2 separate regions of the Homo sapiens genome follow, and region 1 is linked to region 2. The links are chromatin loops, found by intact Hi-C in ENCODE. Cell type or tissue: prostate gland. All regions are shown on one strand. Links, peaks and the distances in the headings refer to the core of each region. The heading gives the core; the rest is flanking DNA. Region 1 overlaps LINC02358 (long intergenic non-protein coding RNA 2358). Region 2 has its middle 110 kb from the start of LINC02358.

What was found. Hi-C counts contacts between places; a loop is a spot of excess contacts. Peaks named below come from ENCODE experiments on the same cell type or tissue, not always from the same donor. Only the 100,000 strongest peaks of a DNase experiment are listed, where the experiment ranks them.
Region 1: a loop joins it to region 2, with 2.4 times the contacts of the local background. A loop is called at or near these places in 7 of 110 quality-filtered maps.

The regions. Positions count from the first base shown.
Region 1 is chr4:54,850,866-54,859,201 of GRCh38, reverse strand. It overlaps LINC02358 (long intergenic non-protein coding RNA 2358), which reads right to left. Exons shown (of 2, transcript XR_001741510.1): 2 at 1-380. Among named protein-coding and RNA genes, the nearest start is that of LINC02358, 9.5 kb to the right of the region's middle. In prostate gland, for the core only: no CTCF peak of the experiment used is centred there; no DNase peak of the experiment used is centred there.
Region 2 is chr4:54,951,714-54,960,049 of GRCh38, reverse strand. No RefSeq gene overlaps it. Among named protein-coding and RNA genes, the nearest start is that of LINC02358, 110 kb to the right of the region's middle. In prostate gland, for the core only: no CTCF peak of the experiment used is centred there; a DNase peak (open chromatin) is centred at 4,409.

The DNA of each region.
Region 1 (8,336 bases), core at 174-8,173, 100 kb after region 2:
AGCTAATCTGCTATTCGGTAAAGGGCTACAGAGAAAGTTAGTCAGATCTTCAGGCTCCTTACTCTTCTCCCAGGCAATTTTTTCTTGGTGGCCCTCTGAAAGTAATGCTGTTGTTTAATCTGATAGCGACTGAGATTAGGTGATATCAGTCAAGAGTGGACTCAGCTGCAAGTAGCAAGGAACTCGAGAAGATTGGCATAAGGAAGGAAGAGGGTTATTTTTCTCCTATTAAGAAAAGCAGAGGTACTTAAGTCCAGGGCTGATACATCTAATCATAGTGTCTTCAACTATGCAGAGTCCTTCCACCTTCTGAGCTACCATTCTTTGTGGCTTTTATCTTCATGATTGCAAGGTGACTGCTGTACCATGAGGCTTTGCATCTATATTCCAGACAGGAAGAACGGGAGAGAGGGAAGGGCAAATCAGTGAAGAAATGTGCCAGCCAAATTAGAGTTATTTTAGTAAGGAAGGAATAAGAGAAAACAGCTTTAGGGTTGGGATCTAGCAGTGTCTGCCACAGAGCACTTACATCCTAACGAGCCAAGGAAGAGACATGTTTGAATCCCTTTCCTTTGGGCATTTTCTCAAATCGTGAGAAAAGGCTTACTCCTCCCCGGAACCTGGAAATATCTACTATAGAACAATGTCACTCAGGATTCTCTGGAGAAACAGAACCAGTAGGATACCATTATCTATCTATCTATATCTATCTATCTATCTATCTATCTATCTATCTATCTATCATCTATCTATCGATATTTTTATTTTAAATCAGCTGACATAATTGTGGGGACTGGCAAGTCTGAAATCCGTAGGGTGAGCTGGTAGTCCAGAAATTCAGGTAAGAGTCAATGTTGCAGTCTTGAGTCCAAAATCTGCAGGGCAGGGCAGCAGTCAAAAAACTCAGGCAGCGTTTCTCTTTTGAAGTTGGGAGGCAGAATTGCCTTTTCTTCAGCAACTCAGTTCTCTCTCTCTCTCTCTCTCTCTCTCTGTGTGTGTGTGTGTGTGTGTGTGTGCATGCGCGTACTTGCTCGCTCTTAAGGCTTTCAGCTGATTGGATGATGCCTACTCAATAATGGAGGGTAATCTGCTTTACTCAAAGCCTACTGATTATAAATGTTAATCACATCTAAAATTAATCTTCATGGAAACATCCAGATTTATGTTTGACCAAACAACTGGGCATCATAGCCTAGCCAAGTTGACACATAAAATTCTCTGTCAAACCCTCAAGATCTAGTCCAAAACCATAGCCCAGGGAATGCAAAGCCCTTTCCAAAGTAGCTGCACTTCCCAGGAGCTTATGTTTTCAGGGCCACCTCAGGTGCTACAACACATTCTGCTTTGCAGCTTCCATTCTATACCCCAGTTCAAGTCTGCCCTAAAATTCAAACCTGTCCTCAATATCCTATGACAGAAACATGACTTGCACACAGCATTTATGAATTTTAAAGACTTCCCTGACTGTTGAGTTGGGAGACATCCCTCCACCATATTCCATATCCCTTTCCCCTCCCTTCTTAGCAACTCCCTTTTCCACTGAAATCCCCACCAAAACCCCAAATTCTTTCTCTCCAACTACGCAAAATGATTTCCCTTCTTCTGATGTTTAAAACCTTGAATTCTCAGGTATTTGGAATCTACCTTGAGTTCTTATCAACATATTATTTTTCACACAAAGACATGTCTTTTCCTAATTGGAACTCTGGACTGATTGCTAAGATGACAGTATTTTTTACCTCTTTATACCTAGGAGTGTGAGACCAATAAAAAATGGCCCTTGAGAGAGTTCAGGCTTTTCAATCAAGAGAGGGTGATGAAGACATACAGAGGCAGAGATTTCAGAAAGGCATTATAACCCCAAACAGTGGCCCCATTTTTCTGCCAACAAGCTGAAGCTCCTAAGCACAGCACACATGGTTCTTGACTATTTCTCTACCTTCCCAGGCCATCTACCCTCCAACCTTATATTCCAGTCATGGTAGACTACTGGCAGTGCCATGCCTTTGCCCATGCTGCTGTTGCTTCTCTCTCTCTCTCTCTCTCTCTCTCCCCCAGTCATTCTGGTGAGCTCATCCTTCTGAGAAGCTTTTTCTGCCTCCTCCAGGGAGAATGCTCCCATAGATCCTTGTACAATAATTCTCCCCCAAGAGGACCAGGATCCTTAGCACTCTCTATTCCCTTGTGCCTGCCGTAGCATCAAGACCACAGTTCCATAAATACTTGTTGGATTGAATTCAGTTCAAATGAATTGGCACAAGACATAGTTCATCTTTGGAGATTTTCCACCCAAAGTCATTACAAAGCCAAATAGAATTTCACTTCTGGGTCTTGTATCTAAACTATTGTCACATTGCAAAGAAAACATTGTTTTCCACTTTTAAGAGAGGAAAGAAAAAGACCATTCACATAGATCACTGAGAATGTACAGAAAGATCTGCTATTCTCTTGAAGACCACAGCTAGAGAGACACTGACTTAAAAAAAAATCAAATTTTATTTGATGGAAGAGGACTTCCAAATGGGAATTGCTACTCCAAAAGAAAACTCTTGTCTTTATAACTGGTAAAACTTCTGTTTTACGATTATCATTAAGATAAAACCCCAAATAAAGAATGTCTAGGGTTTCTAAAAATTACTCAGACTCCAGTTTCAGAAACATTGAGATCATAGACTCAGGATGCAGGCTTCATGACAAGATGAAGGTGAGACCCTGAGGCAGAGGACCAGGTCCTTGTACGAAGATACCTTTGATCTTCATTTCACAGATTTACATTCAGTAAGGCCAAGGGCAAATCTGCACAAGAGAGTAAGCAAGCTGGCATGCACACGTCCTAGACACAAAAGTTGCCATGACTACCTGTGGTTGTGTCTGTGTGCAGGGCCCTACTCGCACGGGAGGCCGGTACACAATACCCTTGGCACAGGACTCCCAGCTATCTCCCTGTCCCCCAAAGAACCTTTTTACTGTTCCCTTTGGTCTTGCCATCGTGCCTGAGAAGAGAATGTAGAGGCCTGGAAGATTACAGCAGGCTGGCCCCTGGCCCCACAAGCTCAGCCCATTATCTGCCCAAGTGCTGCCCATTTGCCAACTCAGCAAACTGCTATCTCCTGGAGATTTACAAAAACATTTGAAAATTGAAAAGTATGCTTCCTATGTCAACAGGATGCCACGTGTCCGTCCTCTGAAACCTGCCGTCTACCAAAATGTGGCTTGTGGCACCACCTGCAGTGGAATCACTTTGGGAGCTGTTAAGAATGCAGATTCTTGCTCCCCCCAAAACTTTCTTGCTTCTGCATGTCTCAAGGAGTTTCATTAGCAAGGAGATGCTCTGCGGTTCTTCTGTCCCTCCTAAGCCCTTTCTTTTTATCTGGGTTCACTCCATTAGCTCATGGTGTCCTATTAGCTTTCTCAGGCAGCCTGCAGGCCCTGACCTCAACCCGGGTCTGGCCGCGGGATTGTCCCCCAGGGCCAAGGCAATAGATTATTTCTGTGTGTGCACACCATTCACCCTGGACATTCAGAGATGGGTTTTGGCTGATGAGCTCTGTGATCCTAATCTTACTGGAAGACAGCCTGCTGAGCAAAGACTGGCTGCAATCCCCACGGCTGCCAGTGCTCTTTTACTCTCCAATAATTTTTGGACTCCAAGGGGCCCTTGGGTTTACACTAAACACAGAAAGTAAAGTCCAAACATTTTCTCCTTCACCAGTTCCTTCTCCACCCACAGCTGCACCCGGAAGCCTCATAAGAGGAGCTGGGCTCTGTGAATCAATGCTGGAGTAATTTCTCCACATTCGGCTCTCAGAATCCTCGCTACCATCGTCTGGCAGATTGCAGGTGCTTCTCTTGGGATTGGGAGCCTGCCAGCCCCCCGTGTATGTGGTGCTTTGGATTGCAGCTTTCCTCCAAGTCTCTCTTTTCACCAAATAATGCCTTTGACTTCCTGTTTCCCATGCCTATTAGCTGCAGACCAACCCCATCTCCCTTTTTCTCTTTCCTAGCCTTGAGAGGGGAGCTTAGGACAACCACCTTGGGGTTTTGGCTGGAAACTGCTTAAATAAGAAGGACTGAGACACAAAGGAGGGACTCTTTCTTTCTTTCTTTCTCTGTTCTTCTTTTCTTCTTCTTCTTCTTCTTTTTTTTTTTTTTTTGGAGACAGGAGTCTCGCTCTGTCACCCAGGCTGGAGTGCAGTGGTGCGATCTCAGCTCACTGCAAATTCTGTATCTCAGGTTCAAGTGATTCACATACCTCAGCCTCTTGAGTAGCTAGGATTACAAGCATGCACCACCATGCCAGGTTAATTTTTGTATTTTCAGTAGAGACAGGGTTTCGCCATGCTGCCCAAGCTGGTCTTGAACTCCCAGCCTAAAGTGGTCTGCCTGCCTTGACCTCCCAAAGTGCTGGGTTTACAGGTGGGAGCTACTGCACCCGGCCAAAGGTGGAATTTCTATTCTGGTTTTTGCTCATTGTATACCATTAAGAAAAAAGAACTGCCATCATGCAAATGAATAATGGTGATAGACCTCTAAGGAGAGAGTCAAAAGTAAGAGTCACAAACTAACTGATGTGAACTTATTACAAAGACACATGGGGACTCAGAGTAACACAAGAAGTCATGTCCTTGGCCTTACTGGCTATGAAGTCACACTGGTGACCCCTTATGAGGCAGGGTTCAAAGCAAGGTTCAGAGCAGGGGGGCTCCCTTGGGTCTAGGTCACAAATAGTGGCCTTCAGGACATAAAACTTTCCTTGGCCCCATATACGGTGGGGCGGTGATGGGTGCAGGAGGCTTGGTTTATTTGACATAGCTTGTGTGATAAACTACCCACAAATGAAAGTGGCCAGACAGTTGGGTTTATCTTTTGTGCTAACATGACAGAAAATCATGGGCTGGAATATTGCTATAATCCTGACCTTCACCTGCCCTTCACTCCACTTACAACTTTGGGCAGATTACTCTGACCCACCTGAAATAAGTGATGCCAGCCATTTAGTTATTGCAATGGGCGCTGGAGGGTTTGTGTGTATAATCCCCTCTATTCCAGCTCCCTAATTGTTGATTTAGTACTTCTGTTGATGCCCCTTGACCAAATGTTACCTGCACTGACCTCCCAGCAGGCAGTGGTTCTATTTATACGAAGCTTTAGTCTGGTATTCTCAAGATGCTACTTATCCTCCTGCCTTATCCCACTCTCAATGGGATAATTCTCTCAGAAGACAAATATCAGCTTCAAAAGCAACCACTGAAATGTTTACATATTGCTATTAGTTGTCCAGAAATTTCACCAAAAAGGTCTGAGAAGCCTAGAAAAAAGACCCTCACAAAGCACCCTATGCAGCTAACCTGCCCAGCAAAACTGTCCTTCAAATATAAGGGAGTGATAAAGATTTTCTGAGATAAGCAAAAGCTGAGGGACTTCATCATTACTAGACCAACCTTATAAAAATTGCTAAGGGAAGCTCTTCAAGTTAAACAAAAGGATGCTAAGCAATATGAAAGCATGCGAAAGCATAAAAGCCACTGATAAAATAAATATATAGGCAAATACAGAATACTGTAATATGGTAATGGCGCTATGTAAATCAGTTTTAATTCAGGGAGCAGAGATTTCCAACAGTACAAGGTCTTCTTTATATCTTTATAATGTCAAAAAACAAAACAAAACAAAATCTGGCAGACCACCACCACTCCTCACTCCCCTCCCAAATTATGCTAAAAATTGCTTTGAGGAGCTGCAGATTGAGAAAATGTGCAATGATAAAATGAACTCAGTACCTTTTTAAAATCGAATGTATATTTTATGGATCACAATTGCTGCATGCATTCTAAAAATAGCAATACACATCTGGGAAGGTGTATTCTTTAGCAGTTTACAGATACTGCAGCTATCACAGACCTCTTGCAGGAATTCTGGATTGGAACCAATGTCAGAAAATAGTTCCCTACAGCCCCTGCTCCGGGGATCTGTTTTTCTCCTACCAAGAAGGCAGGAGCACCTGGGCCAGGAAGAGTCCAAAGGATTCAATATGTTTTCAAATTTTCCCCAATCTGGGGGACTCCACAAAGATAAGCAAGGGATCAATTATTGTAGGACTAAGCTAGGGATTCTGACCTCTTCAGGAGTAAGAATGGGGTATCTGACCAAAGCTAGAGTTCTAGGCTGTGGAAAGCAACCCATTCTCAAGGGCCTCTCCCCATCCTCAGAGGCCCCTAGATTAACTCTATAGCTAGGCTGGGCCAAAGGCCTGTGAGCCCCTGCTTTTGTGTTAGTCATAGACCGTGCAAAGTTATGACTCCAACTTTGCTGCTTAGAGATGTGACCTAGGATGGCTGTGGTAGTCATTAATGGTAGATGGCAGTACACGCCATGGCCCTCTTGTGGTTGCTGGGGCCATGTGACTAATTCTGGCCAATGAATCTTGAGCAGATGAGATGACATCACTTCCAGGCCAGATCATTTAGTTGCTACTTTGAGACCCTACAGGGCTTTCTTTCCCTCTGGAAAAGGAAAGCATGGTATTGGAGATGGTGGCTGTTCCATCAGCCTGGATCTATGAGGGGCATGATGAGTGAAGCCTCTCTACTGAATAGTGATGAACAACGAGTATTTTGGGAAATCTGCCTTTGTCGGGTTCAGCCACCACAAATCTAGAGTTGCTTATTACTGTGTCATAACTTAACCTATGCTGACCAGATAGGCTAGGTTACTCTTCGCAGTGGTTCTATATTTTAGATTCTCCAATATAATTTAGTCAAAATGGCTATTTTTATTTTTTATACTAACCAGTTGCCCCCTCCAGCACTCTCCTCCTATTTCTATCAGTCCCCTCTGATTTGACTGGAATCAAGCTGGTTTACAGGACTGCCAGGGTACTTGGCTAGTGTCATCTATCTGGCCAGGCTTCTTTCAAAACAAAGCCTTTCTCACTGTTCCCTCACAGGCAATGAGCCATGCAGGCAAGGCAGAGGAGGGCGGGCCCTCCCAGAAGCTCAGAAAACACAAAACTCATGCCTTTATGCTTTATGGATGTCAATTCAGTTTTCTCCACAGGCACAACCTTTTTTTGTGCATGACTGTATATGACATTTTGAATGTTGGCCCATTTGAATTGTTTTAGTCCTGTACCCTGATCCTCTCTGGGGCTCTTGAATACACTTGGGCTTGTGTTTAGACAGTTGCGATGATGTATTCTCAAACCCAGTGTTTAGCTGCACACTTTAATGACAGGCAAGGAGTAATTGGGCAGTTTGGCACGTGTCATGTCCTAAATGTAGAGATGAAGGTTCTAATGGTAACAGAGGGAGAAATAGATTTGTCCTGAACTTGGCAGGAATGTCACTCTGCCAAGCTCTGCCAGCCTGATGCTTAGACACTTCCAGATCCAGGACCCTTCTGAAAAGTGCAAAAGCACCCTGAAATCACCAATGAAACAGGAAAGAAAAAAACCATCTCTGCTTTGCAACACCTTTAGCACACATAAGTGACTTCGGTGTGACTCTTTGGGGTGAAGGTTTTTTTAAAAGCATGACATTTAAACTCGGCCCAACATCATTGTTTCCCCATTGCCATTTCCCTTCCTGTGACAGACATCTCATTATTAAGCATCACATTATTAGCACAAACGCTTTTTGTAGAAGCATAAAGGCAAGGATGCTTATTAATCAGAAACCAAATTTTCTATTCAGGCACATAATCAGGGATCTTGGAAAATGTGAATAGCTTATTTGGTTGGAGGGACTGAGAGCAGCTTCCTCCCATGGTACTTGATCTGCCAGGATAATGATGTCCTAGGGAAGTGTACTGTGAGACCCAGTAGAAACTACTTGAAGCTCAGCAGTCCTGTGGATGTCACCAAGGAGAGTCTTACAGGAATGGATGAGCCCCTGCAAAGTGTGAAATAAAGAGTGCTAGGAGTGCTACTCTGCTTAAAAAAAAAAATCTCCCCATCAATTTGCCTGCATTTTCAATGTCAGAGATACCTTCTTTCTTCTCTTAAAGATTTCAGATGTTAGGAGAGGTAATATAGTTAGTGGCTAAGTTCATACGCTTTGTGGTCATGCTCTCTGCATTTGAATACTAGCTTTGCCACTGACTAGCAGTATGACTTGGGGTAAGTTACCCAACTTCTCTGGGCCTCAGCTTCCTCACCTATAGAATTGGATAATAATCATTCTGCCTCATATATTTATTATTGTTTTGCCTCATATATTTATTATTTATTATTAGGGTTATTGTGAAGATTAAATTGAGGTGATATATGAAACACACAGAACTGATCTGGTACCAAATTTCTAACTTGGGGTTGAAGTTCCACTAACAGCCAATAGTGG
Region 2 (8,336 bases), core at 247-8,246:
TAGTGAGATAAGCCACTCCCACTTTCATCCTTGCTTTCTGGACCCATATGTTCTGGCTAAGGAAGAAATTGGACCATGTATTCGTCACTGATTCAAAGCACATGAGGCATCTCGAAAGACAGAACCTTGACCTTCAGAGTATTCTCCCAAATTGTGCTGTAATTGAGGCTTCCATAGGCCATTCCACTTTTTATAAGGCCAGCTGCTTCAGGGTGATGGGCATGTGATGAAATCAGTGAATTCCATGGACATGAGCCCCTTGTCACAATTTTTGTGTGTGTGTATGTGGAATGAATTCTTTGGTCAGAAGCAATACTTTGTGGAATTCTATGCATGCGAATAAGGCATTATGCAAATTTAAAAATGAAAGCTTTGTTAAGCATGGGTTTTTGTGATGGCCAATACATATCTCAGCAGAGAATAATGTATTTGATAACAATGTGCTAAAAATAAAGCTACATCTGCCCTCTGTCCTGCCCATCCTCCCTTACAGACTTTCTTTGTTTCAAGGTAGGGCTTCTGTTTATTTGAGGACAGATATTTATGGGCCAAGGGCCTTATGGAAGGCAAGTCAGCTTTTCATAATGCCTACATTTCAACATAAGCCTGTTAAGAAGAAAAGGTAAAATAAGAATGAGGATGAGGTCATATATGCATTTTGAGGCAAATGTTTTTCTGAAGTTGAGTTGGCCTCAACATCAGTATTTATTTTCCTGAGCATCATGATTTCATGAAAAATGATTATCTCACACCACGTACATTCAATTATAATTTATATTTATGCTTACTTTAGGGGAGAAGTATGTAAGTGCATTGCTTTCATTCCAAAGGACCAAGAGCCTAAGCAGTTTCCCCTCTATTTGCTGGACATTGTGGTAGCAGTACTGTTCAAGTTTAATGTCAGAGTTCAAGGTGGAACCACCTTTGATGTGTGGTGCCAGTACTAAATCTAATCATGAGTCTGCCTAGTATTTTTATAAGCATTTAAAAACTCAAAACTCACCTCAACACTGAACATTTTAGGACTAAAATTATCCAAGCCAATTCATAAAGGAGGGTATATTTAGAAGACATACCCTCAAAGCAGTATTCCAACTCTAAATGCTTGGTTTCCTACCTTCCTCCCTCCACTTTGGTTTGCTTGAATTTTTCATATTTCAATAGCTTGCTTTGTGGTCAAATTCCCATCACCCTTATAACTATGGAAAGAAGAAAGTTGAACTGTTCTTTAAATATACATATTCATGATTTTTTTCAATAAACAGTTAACAATCATCTACTTTATATCAAAAATTGGGCTAGGCGCTGAGCATACCCGCTGTTACAGGTGCTTCTTTAGTTCAGGCCATCTTAGTGGCCTGGTAGAATCACAGTAACTGGAAAAAGAAGTAACTCTGCTTATGAGAGTCCCAGTCTTATCCTGATTCCTCTTCCTGGTTTGGGGTGTTTGGTGGAGTACGTCACTGGGCCTGTGAACAGTAGTCTTCCTCTGCCTCTCCTCACTGTGGTTACATACCTTGCATGGCTAAGAATTCATCTTTTGTGACCTTGCTCCTGGGGAATATCTAAGCTATGTACTGGTAAGTAAGCGCTGACAGAGTCGAAACAAGGCATCTTGAGTCTGTTGTCAGATTCAAAGGGCAAGGGCGATGCCAGAAATAGGAAACCACACTAATGAGGTCAGGAGCTGTGTGAAGTAAAGAGCAAGAGTCTAAGAATTTGAAGAGGGCTTGGAGGCAGGGCTGCCACTCATGATTCCTCAGACTGTGCACTTCCAGCTCCGGGGTGCTCTGTTCACATAATCAGAGTGCGATCAGCACTGCTTAGAGGTGTGTGCTATGGACTGAATGTGTACCTCCCAAATTCGTGTGTTGGAATCCTAACCACCAATGTGAAGGTAATGGGAGGTGGGGCCTTTGGGAGGTGATTAGGTCAAGGAGGGGATTCCTTATGAATGGGATTAGTGCCCTTATCAAAGAGACCCCAGAGAGCTGCTTTGGCTCTTCTGCAATGTGAGGATACAACAAGAAGATGGTAGTCTGCAACCTGGAAGAGGGCCTTCACCAGAATCCGATCTTGCTGTCACCCTTATCTCAGATTTTCAGCCCCCAGAACTGTAAGAAATAAATTTCTGTTATTTATCAGCCACCCAGTCTATGGTACTTTGTTATAGCAGCCTGACTGGTTGCTATACTAGATAATGCATAAAACAAGGAGTACTTCTTGTGGTACTTTATTATAGCAGCCTAACTGAGACATTGTGCAGTCCCCAACCTGCACAACTATACAAGTCTTGCTCTGAGGCCTCTTGCTTTTGCCCTTACACACTGGTGCCATGGTACATAGAGGGTGTGACTGGTAGGCCAGAATGAGGCAGGCACACCACCTTTTTCCTCATCTCTCCATTGTCTTCTCCATCAGAATCTGTCATGTCTTCCCACGCTGATCATGTTATCTCCTCTCAGAACTATCTCTGTGCTGGAACTACAAGAAGTACTCCTTGTTCCCTTTGTTTTATACATAATCTAGTATAACCACATTGCAGTTGCCTCAGACTTTTAAAACAGTTGTTTCTTCCAGAAAGAAGGCAGTCTGATGGTTTCTTTCATTGCGGAGTGTCAATTGTACTCAGTGACCGCCCAGCCCATACCTCACTCCAGCTTGGCCCTGAAGAATTTTTCTTCCCTCCATGAGTGTTCCTTTTATCTGCTACACCACCGGAAATATTCAGATTAACTTCTGTTCTTAGGGTCTTCAGAATTTTCCCTGCAGTATCAGTACTCAACTTCTAGTTAGGTATCTTTCCCATGAGGTTACTTGACTCTTCATGCATGACCCTTTTTTCGGATTCTATAGTAGTCATGTGGCCTGCCTACAATTATTTCATCCTTCCAGGCATGTGGTAGGATTGGTCTTCACACTATTTTGGAGTTCCATGTGGCATGTCACTTGTTTTGTCAATGAAATGTGAACAGATATAACACTTCTGGGCAGAGGCTTTGGAAGCTGGTGTAAGATTTGTCATGCCCTTTCCCCTAAGGAGATGACCGAGAAGGCACATATCATGACAGATCCTATGTTATCTGGGTCCAGGAATGACAACGATGAGAACAGCCTGTCTGCCAAGCCATGTTGAACATGTAACATGAGCAATAAATACAAGCGGGTTGTGTTAAGAAACTATAATTCTGTTTTGTTGTTGTTGTTGTTGTTGCAGCATATCCTTACCTGTCCTGCTGAGGCAAGATCCCCAAATGTCTGGAACTGCAAGCCTACACACAACTCAGGCCTTTCTGGTCCAGTCTCTACTAAATCAAGAAAGTAGTCCAGAAAACAGTTGAAGTTAAGGCGGCGGTAGTTATCATCTCCTAAAATCAATGCTGAAATTCACCATCCTGATTTCCACATCCTGAAAGACACCAACAGGCAGACTTTAGATGCCATGATTCCCACAGGGATGTAACTGCATCAAGGGAGAAAATAAGGTGAGTAGGATATGGAATTGCAGAGCTGACTTTTTAAAAAACAAGCCTGGTGCAGTGGCTCACGCCTGTAATCCTAGCACTTTGGGAGGCCGAGGTGGATGGATCACCTGAGGTCAGGACTTAGAGACCAGCCTGGTCAACATGGTGAAACCCCGTCTCTACAAAAAATACAAAAATTAGCTGGGCATGGTGGCACGTACCTGTAGTCCCAGCTACTCGGGAGGCTGAGACAGGAGAATGACTTGAACCCAGGTGGCAGTGGTTGCAGTGAGCTGAGATCACACCTGGGCAACAGAGCAAGACTCCATCTCAAAAAACGAAACAAAACAAAACACCAGTCCACCCCATACCAAAGGGCTTTAGCAGAGCTAAAGTCAGAGCAGTGGGAATCTGGTTTACTCTATGGAATGACAGGAGCAAATACCTTTCTGGAGTACAGGGATTTAACAAAAGTGCCAAAACCAGAAAGAGCAACCACGCTCAGGGTTCCTTGCTTGTCACTAATTTCCATTGCTCTTAGCCTTTACTTTACACTGGTCTGACATGGAGAATTCAGGAATCTCAGCCAGTTACAGGATTCTGAGACTTATGACTATAACCAATGGGATCTGTTTGGTTAAAAGTGGTAAGTTGGTAAATTTGATTTTAGAGCCCTGTCTCCTCAGTTCTTAACCGTTGGAGACTCCCACTGTATCCACCTATCTCGAGTCTACTTCTGGACAGATTAGTTATCTTGAACTGTTGTTGGCTAAGTACTTTAACAAAACTATTTCAGCAACTCTTCACTGTGTAGCTCACATGAAAGGCACTAGGGATAAAGAGGTGGTAAGAAAAGTCACTGATTTATAGTCTAGTGCTAGGTTGGCAAATTATGGCCCATGGGCCAAATCCAGCCTGCTGCCAGGTTTTGTAAATAAAGTTTATTGGAGCACAGCCGTGCCCATTCATTTACATACTAGTTTTGACTGCTCTTGCACCAAAGGTAGAGGTAAGTAGCTGCAACAGAGATTGTACGTTCCACATACCTAAAATATCTACCATCTCGCCCTTTACAGAAAAACTTTGCTGACCCCTACCTAGTGGACTATTAACCTTTCCAGGAGAGTTTGCATTTTAGTAGCATTCTCTCTAAGACTAATGCTGTAACACTCAAGGGAATCCCACTAATGGAGGAAATTTAGGCAATAGGGAGATATCTTGAGGGAAGATATCCTGTCTGGCTGCTGTCAAATCATAGGCAGCTGCCTTATCTGCCAATTCATGAAAGTGGACTGCCTTTTCCAAATCTCTATCCAAAAAGGAAAGCATAGTGAAGGAGAGGCAGCTCTCTTCACTGTGGCTGGTTCCCTGGAGGAAAAGTTGGAGAGGCGGCTGACCTTCCTGCAGCTCATACCTTCTGGGTGGCTCTAGGGGGCAGGGGGTCATGGTTTGCCTTCAGGGTTGCCAACCTGGCACTCTGCCCAGGAGCCACTTTGACTTCTTTATTCCTCTGGCTCTTCTGATGACAACAGAGTGATTTTTTTTTTTTTTTGTAAACCCTAAAGAAATGCTTCACTGCCCCATCTTTCCAAAGGAACAGAGAAAGGGGACTGAGTGGGGAGTTTTGTAAGTTTCCATCAGTTATTTTTGCTAAGGGAAAATGTGAAAAGTCAAGAGTCAGAGACAGGGCAGGAAGCTATCATGTGTCAGGGAGCCTTTTTGCTGAGCTATGTCCACTCCCTGTGTGAAACAATGGCTGCCCTCCCACTGAAATGCCCGGCTACTCTCAGTGGGAAGAACCCCTCCCTCAGTAATGGGGACAAGCAAGGTTTTTTGTTTTTGTTTTTGTTCTGTTTTTTTTTTTTTTTTTTTTTTGCCATAAGGACTATGATTCTCTTCCAATAAACTCAAGGACTTTACCCTTAATCCTCAGATGGAGGCTGAGCTGAAATCTCCATCCCTGGAATGTGGATCACTCAAGCCACACTGCACAGACAGCCAGCTAGCTCAGCGCCAAGGTGATGCCTTCCTTTCAAGACCATGAGTGGCACCTCGGGCCTGAGGCTCGCCTGTTGACCTACCTGCTGAGAGCTCTCAGGGGGAAGCTTCCACAGCCTGTGATGCTAGCCTCAGTGGAGAGGAGAGGAAAATCATACGGGGCCTCAGAGCCCCTCTTCCTCCTCTGGTGTTGTCATGGAAACACATTCAATTCATCTCTGCAAATATGGGTGCGGTGTCTGGGGAGCAAGGTGGTATCCTGATAGGAGCTAGGAGAGGCACAAAGATGTCTATGTCATGGTTGCCATTGCCTTCAGAACCATACAGGACAAAGAGTTAAAAAAAAAAACAAAAAACAAAACCAAAAAAAAAAAAAACCAACAACCAAAAAAAAAAAAAAAAAAAAACCAATTCCAAAGCAAGATGCATAGAATAAAGTCTATAAAAGGAATTAAATCCTAGACTTTGGAGAAAGACAAACATAGGTTGAAATCTGAACTCTACCACTTACCAGCTATATGACTTTGGTTATATTATTAATTCATCCAATGAATGCCTGCTATGTACCAGATAGTTCTCTAAATGCCAAAGATTCAGAATGACCTGACTTAGAGAAAAAGACCTTTATTGACCTAATTGTACTTACACATTCTAACAGAGGAAGACAGACAATAAGCATGCAAACAAATAAATAAAAAGTATAATTTCAGAGAGTGATAGTGCTCTCTGAAGAAAATAGAGTAATGGGGAAGAGTGAGTTGACATGGTGGCGGTTTAAGAATGGATGGTCAAGGAAGGCTTCTTGGAAGAGGTGACAACCAAGTTTAGACCTAAGGAAGGAGGCAGCCAGGCAACAATCGGAAGAGGATTCCTGAAAGAGGGAAGTATTGGCGCAAAGATCTGCTTACATAAGTCTCTAAACTTCAGCTTCTTTGCCTATAAAATATGAATAATTTATTTAATAGGAGTATTGTAAAGGTTCAATGATACAATGTACATCAAGATCAAGTATTTATCTCAAAGCATAGCATAAAGCAAGTGCTGTTTAATATGACTAAGTAAAATATATTAAACACAGAGGAGCAGTTTGTTCTGATGAGTGTGAGAGGATTGCTGAGTGGTGAAGGGCTAGTTTGTGACCTAAGCCTTGCAGAATGGGTAGGTTTGGGTAAGCAGATAATAGGTTTGATTTCTCTGCTCTTTGTTCCTATATCACTCAGGAGTTTCTCTTTCTGAAGCCTGACCGTACTTCATTAGAATAACGTAAGTATTTTTCTCTTCTCTAATCTGTTACATAAATTATATAAAGGGAGAGGTTGCCTTTTTTTTCTTCATTCTGCTCCAGTACTTAAATAAGATAATGCAGCAAAGCATTTAGAATTGTAACTTGTGCATGAATGAATGGTAGGAGGGCATTTGAGGTAGTAAGTACAGCATGAAGTTGAGTCTGTTTAGCTGGCAATGGACCAGCAACGCAAGAAGTTAGGACCCATGGAGGGAAAAGCAGGAAATAAAATGGACTAGTCAATTGGAGCGAAGTCATAAAAGATCTTGAAACTTTATTATCTCAGTGAACACTGACATAATGATGTATGGGATGACCATTTCTGCTGTTCTTCAAATGCGCATGTTGGGAGCTGCAAGGAAACTACGATCTCTTGTCTACCTGTGGGAGTGAGCCCACGTTGTCCTGTGGACACCATCCACCATTGTCCCAGAGCCCGAAGAGAGTTACTTCACTGCAGATGGCCTTAGGGAATATTTTGCTAATATCCGTTTGTACACAGGCACACCTCATTTTGTTTCACTTTGCTTTGTGGCACATCTCAGATACTGTGTTTTTTATGAAATGAAGATTTATGGAAACCCTGTGTTAAGCGAGTCTATTGGCATCACCTTTTTTCCAACAAAATACACTTACTTTGTGACTCTGTATCACATTTTGGTAATTCTCCAAATATTTCAAACTTTTTCATTATTATTATATCTGTGATGGAGTACTATTGAAATCATTTTGGGGTGCCACAAACCACACCTATGGAAGATGCCAAACTTAATCAATTAATGTTGTGTATATTCTGAGTGCATCCCTGATAGGCCTGTCTCCTGGGGCTTCCTCATTCCTTTTCTACAGCAATATTGAAATTAGGCCAATTAATAACCCTACAATGGCCTTCAAGTAAAAGGAAGAATCTCACGTCTCTCACTTTAAATCAAAAGCTAGAAATTTTAGTGAGAAAAGCATGATGAAAGCTGAGATAGGCCAAAAGCGAAGTCTCTTGCACCAAACAGTTAATCGAGCTGTGAATGCAAAGGAAAAGTTCTTGAAGGAAATTCAAAGTGCTCCTCCAGTGAACGCATGAATCGTAAGCAAGTGAAACAGCCTTATTGCTGATATGGGAAAAGTTTTAGTGATCCATATAAAAGATCAAACCAGCCACAGTAGTCCCATAAGCCAAAGCCCAATCCAGAGAAAGGCCCTAAGTCTCTTCAATTCTATGAAGGCTGAGAGATGTGAGAAAGCTGGAGAAGAAAAGTTTGAAGCTGGAAGAGGTTGGTTCATGAGGCTTAAGGAAAGAAGCTGTCTCTATAACATAAAAGTGCAAGATGAAGCAGCAAGTGTGGCTGTAGAAGCTGCATCAGGTTATCCAGAAGATTTAGCCAAGATCATTGATGAAGGTGGCTACACTAAACAACAGATTTTCAATGTAGATAAAACAGCCTTTTTTGGAAGAAGATTTCATCTAAGACTTTTATAGCTAGAGAGGAGAAGTCAATGCCTGGCTTCAAAGCTTCAAAGGTCAGGCTGACTCTCTTGTAAGGAGCTAATGCAACTGGTGTCTTTAAGTTAAAGGCAATGCCCATTTACCATTC